2 separate regions of the Homo sapiens genome follow, and region 2 is linked to region 1. Evidence: chromatin contacts called from ENCODE Hi-C or POLR2A ChIA-PET data. All regions are on one chromosome and are shown on one strand. Each heading gives the region's core, a stretch centred on a gene start or an enhancer-like site at or near the end of the contact. The rest is flanking DNA. Distances are from core to core; before and after follow the strand shown. Region 1 has its middle 130 kb from the start of NRP1. Region 2 has its middle 92 kb from the start of LINC02628.

What was found. Hi-C counts contacts between places; a loop is a spot of excess contacts on that map. ChIA-PET counts read pairs that join two places held with the same protein, here RNA polymerase II (POLR2A).
Region 2: a loop to region 1 is called in a map of Caco-2, with 2.2 times the contacts of the local background. The contact joins two enhancer-like sites. A Hi-C loop is called at or near these places in 1 of 168 maps with a recorded cell type or tissue (Caco-2). POLR2A ChIA-PET finds 5 or more read pairs at or near these places in 2 of 52 experiments (GM12878 and OCI-LY7).

Annotation. Positions count from the first base shown.
Region 1 is chr10:33,458,583-33,463,634 of GRCh38, forward strand. No RefSeq gene overlaps it. Among named protein-coding and RNA genes, the nearest start is that of NRP1, 130 kb to the left of the region's middle. Within about 2 kb of position 2,054, at least 7 of the 41 ENCODE cell types and tissues checked have a DNase peak (open chromatin) inside an H3K27ac peak, as active enhancers do.
Region 2 is chr10:33,506,944-33,511,995 of GRCh38, forward strand. No RefSeq gene overlaps it. Among named protein-coding and RNA genes, the nearest start is that of LINC02628, 92 kb to the right of the region's middle. Within about 2 kb of position 2,373, at least 8 of the 41 ENCODE cell types and tissues checked have a DNase peak (open chromatin) inside an H3K27ac peak, as active enhancers do.

The DNA of each region.
Region 1 (5,052 bases), core at 804-3,303:
TTGCTGGATATTTGTTTTAAAATTTCGGTATTATAAAGAATACTGTGATAACCGTACATTTAAATGTGTATGTATTATTGATTACACTACAGAAGATAAACTTGTAGTAGTTGCTATCATTTGAATGCATCCCCAAAAGTTCATGTGTTGGGAACTCAGTCCCCAATGCAACAGTGTTGGGAGGTGAGACCTTTAAGAGGTGATTAGAGAAATGGATTAATGGATTAATCTTGGGCATGGGTTCATTTTCTTAAGTGAGTTTGTTATGAAGGCAAGTTTGGGCTGGGTGTGGTGGCTCACACCTATAATCCCAGCTCTTTGGGAGGCCAAGGTGAGAGAATTTCTTGAAGCCAGAAGTTTGAGACCAACCTGGGTGACATAGCACAATCCCCCTCTCTAAAAAAAAAAAAAAAATCAGAAATTTAGCCAGGCATGGTAACGCACACTTGTAGTCCCAGCTACTTGGGAAGCTGAGGTGGGAGGACTCCTTGAGTACAGGAGTTCAAGGCTGCAGTGAGCTATGATCATGCCACTGCACTCCTGCCTGGGCAACAGAGTGAGACCCTGTCTCGAAAATAAAAATAAAAAAATAAAAAAGCAAGTTCAGCCCCCTCTTGCTTTTGCTCTCTTGCCTTTCCTCTTTCCACCATGGGATGATGCAGCAACACATCCCTCACCAGATGCTGGCCCCTTAATCTTGGACGCCCCAGCCTCCAGAATCATAGGAAGTAAATCATTGTCCTCTATAAATTGCCCAGTCTGTGGTATTCTGTTATAGCAGCGCAATACAGACTAAGACAGCAGTGTAGCTGCTAGTTAAGACTTCGTATTCTTGAAGGCCTTTGATTCATATTCATTTTGAGGCCATTTTAACATTGTACCTTTACCCTTCTGAAGATCTCTGGTGTCTTGGCATGTATTTTCATCACTTTCTATATAGAAAATCAGTCACAGGTGACTCACTGAATTTGGAGCCAGCATGGAAACAATCAAAATGCCAAAAATCTAACTTTGTAAAATTAAAAAAAAAAAATCTGCCTCTTTAAAAATTTGATTCACTTCTGTTCTTAAAGATAGCAATGCGAGATGGTGTTCAACTCCAAAACTGCAAAACACTGATGCCAAGCAATCCATTTTAATCATGGCATGCCCCGGGACACTTTCAGTATTTGCACGAATTGAAGGTCATTTGTGGTGAGTACAAGGTCTTCTCTCCTGAATCATCGTGCCATTGTACTCACCTCGAAAATGCTGGGATGCCTGTGGGGATCCTGAAAGCATCAGCTGGACATGATGATTAAAATCTTCTAATTATTTGAAAAGCCATTTGGGATAATAGAGTAGGTTTACTTTCCTTTCATTAATGTCCCTGAGCAGGCTATATAGGAGTTAGAAAGTCACAACTTCACTGCTTTTGGCCAAAGGCCATTGCGGTACTTGCAGATGAAGAAGAAAAAGAAAAAAAAAAACAGAGACAAAGTGTTCTTTCAGAAAGGTTATAAGCCTGTAGACAGAACAGAATTAAAATACAATTCTGAATGTACCAGCATACAATATTTTGGTGTTGGTTTACTGAAGAGAATGTCAGATCAATACACCACCAAGTCAAATTGACTGTGATGTCTAAAATAACTTTAGGTCTGCCTTTAGAAGGAGCTAATGGGAAAAGAGAGAAATAAGTTACACGAAGGTCCATGTTGGGCGATAAGGAACTTGTCGCTTAGTGAACAGGTCTTGATAATATACTGGATAAATGGCACTAAGAAATGTCTGGAATCACTCAGAATACATGCCTAGAAGTCTAGAGTAATAAGAAACAAACGCATGTCATAATTCAGTGTAAGAAATAGCAATGCAAAGGTAAGATCTTTGCATTGTATAAATTCGTATAAGCCCTGTAAATGATTACAACTTCATTTCTTATCATTTGTTTTGGATAGCAGAATTAGAGTAGAGCAGTGTTAGCAGGAGAGAGTCCCTTGAAGGTCACAACAATGTGAAGAGCCTGGCAGTGTGGAGTGTCAGCTGAATAACCCATGAGGACCCAAGGAACAGGCCTGGATTTCTTCCACAGAGCAGGCCTGGCGAATTCCCATGAAGTTAGGTCACTAGGCAAACGTTCCAGGGCTGGCGGTGTACTTATGACTCTCAATCTCCCTTCTAAGTTGTTAAAAAAATTAAAATAAAAAAAAAACTCTTCAGTACTTAGACATTATGCTAAGGCAGTATCTGAAATGACAGAATGGAATGAAGAGACATCAGATGAATGCTAAGTATGGAGACTATGCAGAGTTTAGAAGTTGCCCTGAAAATTGAGAGAAGCTTAGGGTTGGGGCTAATGGATGAGGTCAGAAGCTTATCAATCACCCAATTAACAAGTATTTATTGTGACCATACAGGATACTGGATGCCACAGTAACTGCATATGGTGAGAGGTGTAAGACCTAAGTTGTCTAACTGTGTTTAATTCATTGGGAAATTTACTAACAGGTCAAACAGGCTTACCCCAGTGAAATAATCCACGTGGCATCAGGTCACACATTTGGAAGGTGACCTTAAATATAGATGAAGGAAATTGTTGAAGTCAGTGGCCAGTATATTGAATTACAAGGCTCATAAACTTCTCATGCCTCAGATCTCGAGTTCTATTTTTAGAGACACATTTTCTGGCACATTTGTTTTAAAAAGTCTCTTGGTGGGGTGTGGTGGCCCACGCTTGCAATCCTAGCACTTTGAGAGGCCAAAGTGGGAGGACTGCCTGAGATCAGAAGTTGGAGACCAGCCTGGGCAACATAGCAAGACCTCGTCTCTACAAAAAGAAAAAAAAAAATCAACTGGGCATGGTGGCATGCACTTGGAGTCCAAGCTATTCCAGAGGCTGAGACACTTGAGCACAGGAATTTGAGGCTACAGTGACCTATGAGTGTGCCATTGCCTTCCAGCCTGGCTGACAGAGTGAGACCCTGTCCCAAGAGAAAAAAAAAAAAGGAGTCTGAACAAATATCAATTCTGAACCCTCTTGGAAATCCTACAATGTCTATATATTTTTCTAGCCAATGGAACAGATATAAAAACTTCTATTGTCAAATGTTTGTTTTAAATCTTAAGAGAGATTCTTTAGCTTTGTTATCTGGTCATTCCTCATTTAGCCAATAATAGTACAACTTCCTAGAAAAGAATGAAGATTTTTGGAGGAACTGAGCTTTCACTTTGTCTGCACAGTGTCACAGGGTAGGCCCTTGCCTTCCCACGTTGTGGTCATTAGCATGAAATTGCTTGGAAAGGTAACCTATGCTCTCCTAACTATGAGGATGAAAATGGTATCCCATAATAAAAATAGAAAAAGGTAATAAAAGTTCACTTCTTGTTGCAATAGCAAATGCACAAGTAGCATTTATCACTTGACTGTTTTCCTGTATGGTTTTCTAGTCATTCGTTGCTATGCATGGAGAAGCGTGAACTTGTGAAAATACTTATCATCTGCTTCAGTGGCCCATTTTCAATGCATTTACAGCATCAACAATAACAACATACAATGACTTTTTTTTAAAAAAAAAGGTAATTTTGGACACAGAACCTATACTATCTTTATATTTTTGTTTGCTTTGGCTTTGTTTTGTTTTTTTTGAACCTAACAAGAAGATGGTAGCATTAGCCACTCTCAGTTAAAAATTTGAAAACCTTACAGCTAGAGAAATAGTCTTTCAGTGACTGAGGTACGATAATTTCACTTTACGCTGTTTTAGCTTCATTACATTGACAACAGATTTTTATATTTCTTATACATTTTTAATTATTCTTTTCTATCAGATGTTGAGAAATTCTATATATCATGTTGCAAACCTAATTATTTTTAAAAAGAGATTTATGTCACATATGACTGACTTCTTATCTATAACTCCCAGAAATACTAATTTTATTTGGAAATACCCAGAAAGATCTGTTAAATTATGAATATACTGTGACTCATTTTATGCCTAATTATAAAAAATGAATGAGTAAAATATCAAAAAAATTTCTTTGGGAAATTTTAGTTTAAAAAAAGCTAGTAATTTTCTAACAGAGCCTTAGAAATAATTGTACTCCCAATTTTATGGGGAAGTCATTTCATTATTAATGTGTTTAATTCTCAAAAGTTAGTTGTGATATTTTTAGTGTAAGGTTGCTTGGAAAATATATGAAAAAAAGATATAATTATTATGTGAATTTTATTATCTCTCCAAGAAAGCAAAAATAAACAGAAAGACTAATTTTAGATAAGGATAAGAACATCTAGGTTCTTTTTGCTCTACTACTAAGCAATCTTTGGCAAATGATTTTAATTTTCTGGAGCTTGATTTCTGCCTCTATGAAATAAAGAGGCTAGAAGTAGATCACATTTGGTGGTAATACTGAGACGCGCTCTGCAAAAAAAATGCTTCTTGGTCAACTGAATTTGGAAGTTATCATATGTTATGCCCACTATGGGATATTTAAGATGCACATTGGTAGATTATGAGAATCCTGCAGTAAAAGAACCTACTTATCTTGGTTTATACCAAAATTTCCCAAAGCTATTTGGCCATGGACCTCTTCCTTTGTTTTCTTTCTGTAACAACATACTCGGAACACACGCTAGGAAATGCTGGCAGGATATTCAACTGGGTGCGCCTGGTCCCTGGTTTTCAACACAAGATGATGAAAAGCTGTGTCTCATTTTTCTTTTGAGAAAAAAATTTAAAATTCTATGTATGCATTAATCTCTGATTACTTTTCCTAATAATATCTTATTTTTCCTACTTTTTTAGTTTCCGTGAACACCAAAAGTCATAAATTTTATCCACACACTAAGGACCACAATTTCTTAAGTCACTACAACTTCTGGGACGCTAGCAAATCACCACTATTAGGTTAAGCCTTCCTTAATTACTAAACAAATTTCAAAAAGCACAAATGGGTAAATCTCTGGACATCCTAAGCAAATTTTCACACTTCTTAAATAACTGTAACAAATCAGTGGCCACATTTACTCAACTAATATTTATTTATTTATTATTTTTATTTTATTTTATT
Region 2 (5,052 bases), core at 1,123-3,622, 49 kb after region 1:
TTCTGTGCCAAAGATACAGATGATCTCATCTCATTCTTACAACAACCATGTGAAATTGGTGCTATGATTAATTTCAGTTTCACAGAAACTGAGGCCAGTGAGGTTAAGAAACTTCCTAAAATCACACGCAGCTAGTTAGTGTTGCAAAATCTGAACCCAAGCAATATGTCTCAGTAGCATGTGCCCTCTAGTATATATGTGTATATATATGTATAGGATAAAAGGATTCATACTTTTGTAGCAGGTATAAATCTTAGTCTATAAACTCAGATGCTTTATTTTCCATAAATCAATGTAATATCCTCTCTAAGCCCTTTTCCCACTGGGCTGGAGGAAATAAAAGCTTGACCATTCTTGAGGTTTCTCTATCACCATCTTCAGCAGATTTGAGCAGGGCTTGGGGATCTGCCTGACATGTCAAGATATTGGATAGACTAGGCCCCTCTGTTTGATGCCTGTTGAGAGGCACATTGTCCCTGGCCACGTGATAATCTCTGTTCTGTGGGCTTCTGTACCAAGCTTGGGACCAAGAGTCTTGGGGCACTTCCCCAGGTGTATCACACACTCACCTTCCCTGAGGTCCCGCCATGGCCTCAGGGAGCAGGAGCAGATCCTCATACTCTTGGACTAGGGAATTTTTTTTTCTTTTTTTTTTTTTTTTGAGACAGTCTCATTCTGTTGCCCAGGCTGGAGTGCAGTGGCGCAATCTCGACTCACTGCAACCTCCACCTCCCAAGTTCAAGTGATCCTCCTACCTGAGCCTCCAGAGTAGCTGAGCCTCCAGAGTAGCTGGGAGTACAGGCATGCGCCACCACGCCTGGCTAACTTTTGTATTTTTAATAGTGACGGGGATTCACCATGTTGGCCAGGCTAGTCTTGAACTACTGACCTGAGGTGATTCACCTGCCTTGGCCTCCCAAATTTCTGGGATTACAGGCGTGAGCCACTGTGTCTGGCCTGGACTAGGGAAATCTTAATTGCTCTGAGAAAATGCAATCTCCTCTTCTTTCCTCCCTCCCTCCTTCTCTGTCTTTTACTCTCTCTTCTCTCCCCGTGAGAGAGCTGCACTTTGCACTCTTTCTTAAGCCACCGATCTTCTCAATGGACTCAGAATTTTGACAGCTTTTACAGTAGGGAACCCTACCACAGCACGGACCTTGATACCTCTTTGAACAGGCGAAGGTCAAGGCAAAACACAGAGTGAAAGCTTCAATAAATATTTCAAAACACACTCTTGCCACATCACCTTTCGCTTATTTTTACAATATGCTGCACGCTTACTCACTCTCACACTCACAAACATAACTGCACAAACATCATTTCCCATTCTTTTGATGTTTAAATACTTTCCTTCTCCTATCAGATGAAGTTTATATTATCTAGGCTTTGTCTCTGACAATTCTGATGTTGTTGTTATGGAAATATGTCAAGACATTTCTTTGTAAAAATTCCCAATGAGGCTGGGCACAGTGGCTCACACTTGTAATCCCACCACTTTGGGAAGCTGAGGTAGGAGGATCACTTGAGTCCAGGAATCAAGACCAGCCTGGGCAACATTGTAAGACCCCATCTTTACAAATAATAGTAATAATAATTAGCTGGGCATGGAGTGCATGCCTGTAGTCCCAGCTACCCAGGAGGCTGAGGTGGGAGGATGGCTTGAGCTTGGGAAGTTGAGGGTGCAGTGAGCTGTGATCATGCCACTGTGCTCTAGCCCAGGTGACACAGTGAGATTCTATCTAAAAAAAATTTTCCAATAAACTTTACATTATAGTGATGCCCCTGTGGTTGTGGGCAATGTATAAATGATTTGACTAATTTTTTCCCATATGTCAATTCAACCCTCAATATTTTCCAAATTTATCTTAGAATTTATATTTAAATTTATGAATTATCTTGAAAGACCTGATTGTTTGGAATCTACCCTCATCTATTCTACTTATTTGAATCTTTAGAAAGATTATTAAAGGAATATTTAAGTGTGTTGTTTCATGGAAATTAGGAATACCGAGTTATAATGTAAATATATTCATTCAGAAACTGGGGTGGGGGTCGGGGGGGAAGTCCTCAGGGAAGATACAGTATTCACTATTGACGTTGGTTTAATATTGCTTTGTACAGTTGTTTAATATGTACGTTGTTTGTATTTTATCTTGTATATATCTCTCCACCACACATTAATCCTTGGACTGTTAGTACATACAGAACACATGTCGGGATGCTTTCTCAGTGGACCTCATCTTCAGGGATCATTTTATTTCCACAGTTTAGTGCCTCCTTACTAGAATAGAGAACTCCATAATTTTTTCTAAAGATTCTATCAGTCTTGATCCAATGTGCTAGGTGATAAATGACTGAACGCTGGCCCCGGAGGGGAAGTTAGCAATGAGTCATGCTGTCTCCTAGTAACCAGTCAGTAAATAGCTTCCAGCAAATATTTTAAACCTCAAAGCACACTTACCTTTGGTATTATCCTTAGACAGACTATCCTCATCTATATCTGCACTCTCATCTCTCTTTCAGAACTTCTAAGAAAGGAGAAAAAGTGGGATCGGGTTTGCATATGACGTCACCCCCTTGAAAACCCACATGAAAACATTCCTACCCCAGGGAGTCTGTCTCAACAAACCTTTTCCTTGATTTGTTTCTCTGTATTTTGCTTGCCCTCAAATGTTATGAAGCCATGTATACTCCACGTAATTTTCATTTGTTTGTTTCTAGATAGGCCCTTCTATGTAACTATTCAATGAGTCCATACTGATGTGTGATTTCAGAGTTTAGCATGGAGGTCAGCACACGATCAGAACAGAAAGCGACACTCAAGCACCCTGCTCACACATCCCACCAATGACACTGTTTCAGACTAATTAATTTACATGTGTAAAGGTTATTTAAAACATAAATCCTCCCTAAGTGAGAGGTGGGAAAGGGGAGAATTAAGCCTATTAATCTTGTTCACCTTATCCCCACGTAAGACTGTTTTCTTTAGACATTTAGGGTCAGACTCTGTAGCATGGGAGTCCTTATTAGGGATATGGAAAAAAACACGAGAGTTCGTTTTGGAGCATGGAACATCAAAAGATGTGTCTATGTAAATGAATGCAAAAGGCTACTTTAGATGGACAGAGAGCAGCAAGAGAGCTCCAGACTTTAGCAAAGGAGGGATGCAAAGAGAAATAACTAGGAAGGGAAGATGAGTAGCAGGAACCAAGGTCACTGTGAACCCTCTTAGCCTAACTCTAAGGTACGGCTGCAAGTCTCTGAATTAAACTGTGAGCCTTTTAAAGATGTGATTTCTTCTGTTTCCTTGTTTTCCTCTAAAACTCTATACAGAGTAAGTGTGCAGCAAATGTTTGCTGAACAAATACACTTCCATTTTAGGTAAAAAGTATAGATGGTCCCTAGACAGAAAATAAAGCACTAAGACTGTTTGGCAGGGTTATAAGAGGTAGCGCTGAGATTTTGCCAAGAAGGCTTTTGGCTTTTGGCTTTTGGAAAATTAGTCCCAAAAGTTAGTGCTCTCTTGGATAAACTGAACCCCCGATCCTTCTTCAGGGCATCTTTTAAAATTTATTTATTTTTTATTTTTTTCAGACCAAGTCTCACTCTGTTGCACTCCCAGGCAGGAGTGCAATGGGGTGATCTCGGCTCACTGCAACCTCCACCTCCCAGGTTCAAGCTATTCTCCTGCCTCAGCCTCCCAAGAAGCTGGGATTACAGATGCTCGCCACCATGTCTGGCTAATTTTTGTATTTTTAGTGGAGACAGGGTTTCACTATGTTGGCCAGGCTGGTCTCGAACACCTGTCCTTAGGTGATCCACCCACAGGGCATCTTTTTTTTTTTTTTTTTTTTTCTTTTTTCTTTTTCCTTCTTTTTATTTTTTTTATTTTTTATTTTTATTTTTATTTTTTTTATTATACTCTAAGTTTTAGGGTACATGTGCACATTGTGCAGGTTAGTTACATATGTATACATGTGCCATGCTGGTGCGCTGCACCCACTAATGTGTCATCTAGCATTAGGTATATCTCCCAATGCTATCCCTCCCCCCTCCCCCGACCCCACCACAGTCCCCAGAGTGTGATATTCCCCTTCCTGTGTCCATGTGATCTCATTGTTCAATTCCCACCTATGAGTGAGAATATGCGGTGTTTGGTTTTTTGTTCTTGCGATAGTTTACTGAGAATGATGGTTTCCAATTTCATCCATGTCCCTACAAAGGATATGAACTCATCATTTTTTATGGCTGCATAGTATTCCATGGTGTATATGTGCCACATTTTCTTAATCCAGTCTATCATTGTTGGACATTTGGGTTGGTTCCAAGTCTTTGCTATTGTGAATAGTGCCGCAATAAACATACGTGTGCATGTGTCTTTATAGCAGCATGATTTATAGTCCTTTGGGTATATACCCAGTAATGGGATGGCTGGGTCAAATGGTATTTCTAGTTCTAGATCCCTGAGGAATCGCCACACTGACTTCCACAATGGTTGAACTAGTTGACAGTCCCACCAACAGTGTAAAAGTGTTCCTATTTCTCCACATCCTCTCCAGCACCTGTTGTTTCCTGACTTTTTAATGATTGCCATGCTAACTAGTGTGAGATGATATCTCATAGTGGTTTTGATTTGCATTTCTCTGATGGCCAGTGATGATGAGCATTTCTTCATGTGTTTTTTGGCTGCATAAATGTCTTCTTTTGAGAAGTGTCTGTTCACGTCCTTCGCCCACTTTTTGATGGGGTTGTTTGTTTTTTTCTTGTAAATTTGTTTGAGTTCATTGTAGATTCTGGATATTAGCCCTTTGTCAGATGAGTAGGTTGCAAAAATTTTCTCCCATGTTGTAGGTTGCCTGTTCACTCTGATGGTAGTTTCTTTTGCTGTGCAGAAGCTCTTTAGTTTAATTAGATCCCATTTGTCAATTTTGGCTTTTGTTGCCATTGCTTTTGGTGTTTTGGACATGAAGTCCTTGCCCACGCCTATGTCCTGAATGGTAATGCCTAGGTTTTCTTCTAGGGTTTTTATGGTTTTAGGTCTAACGTATAAAT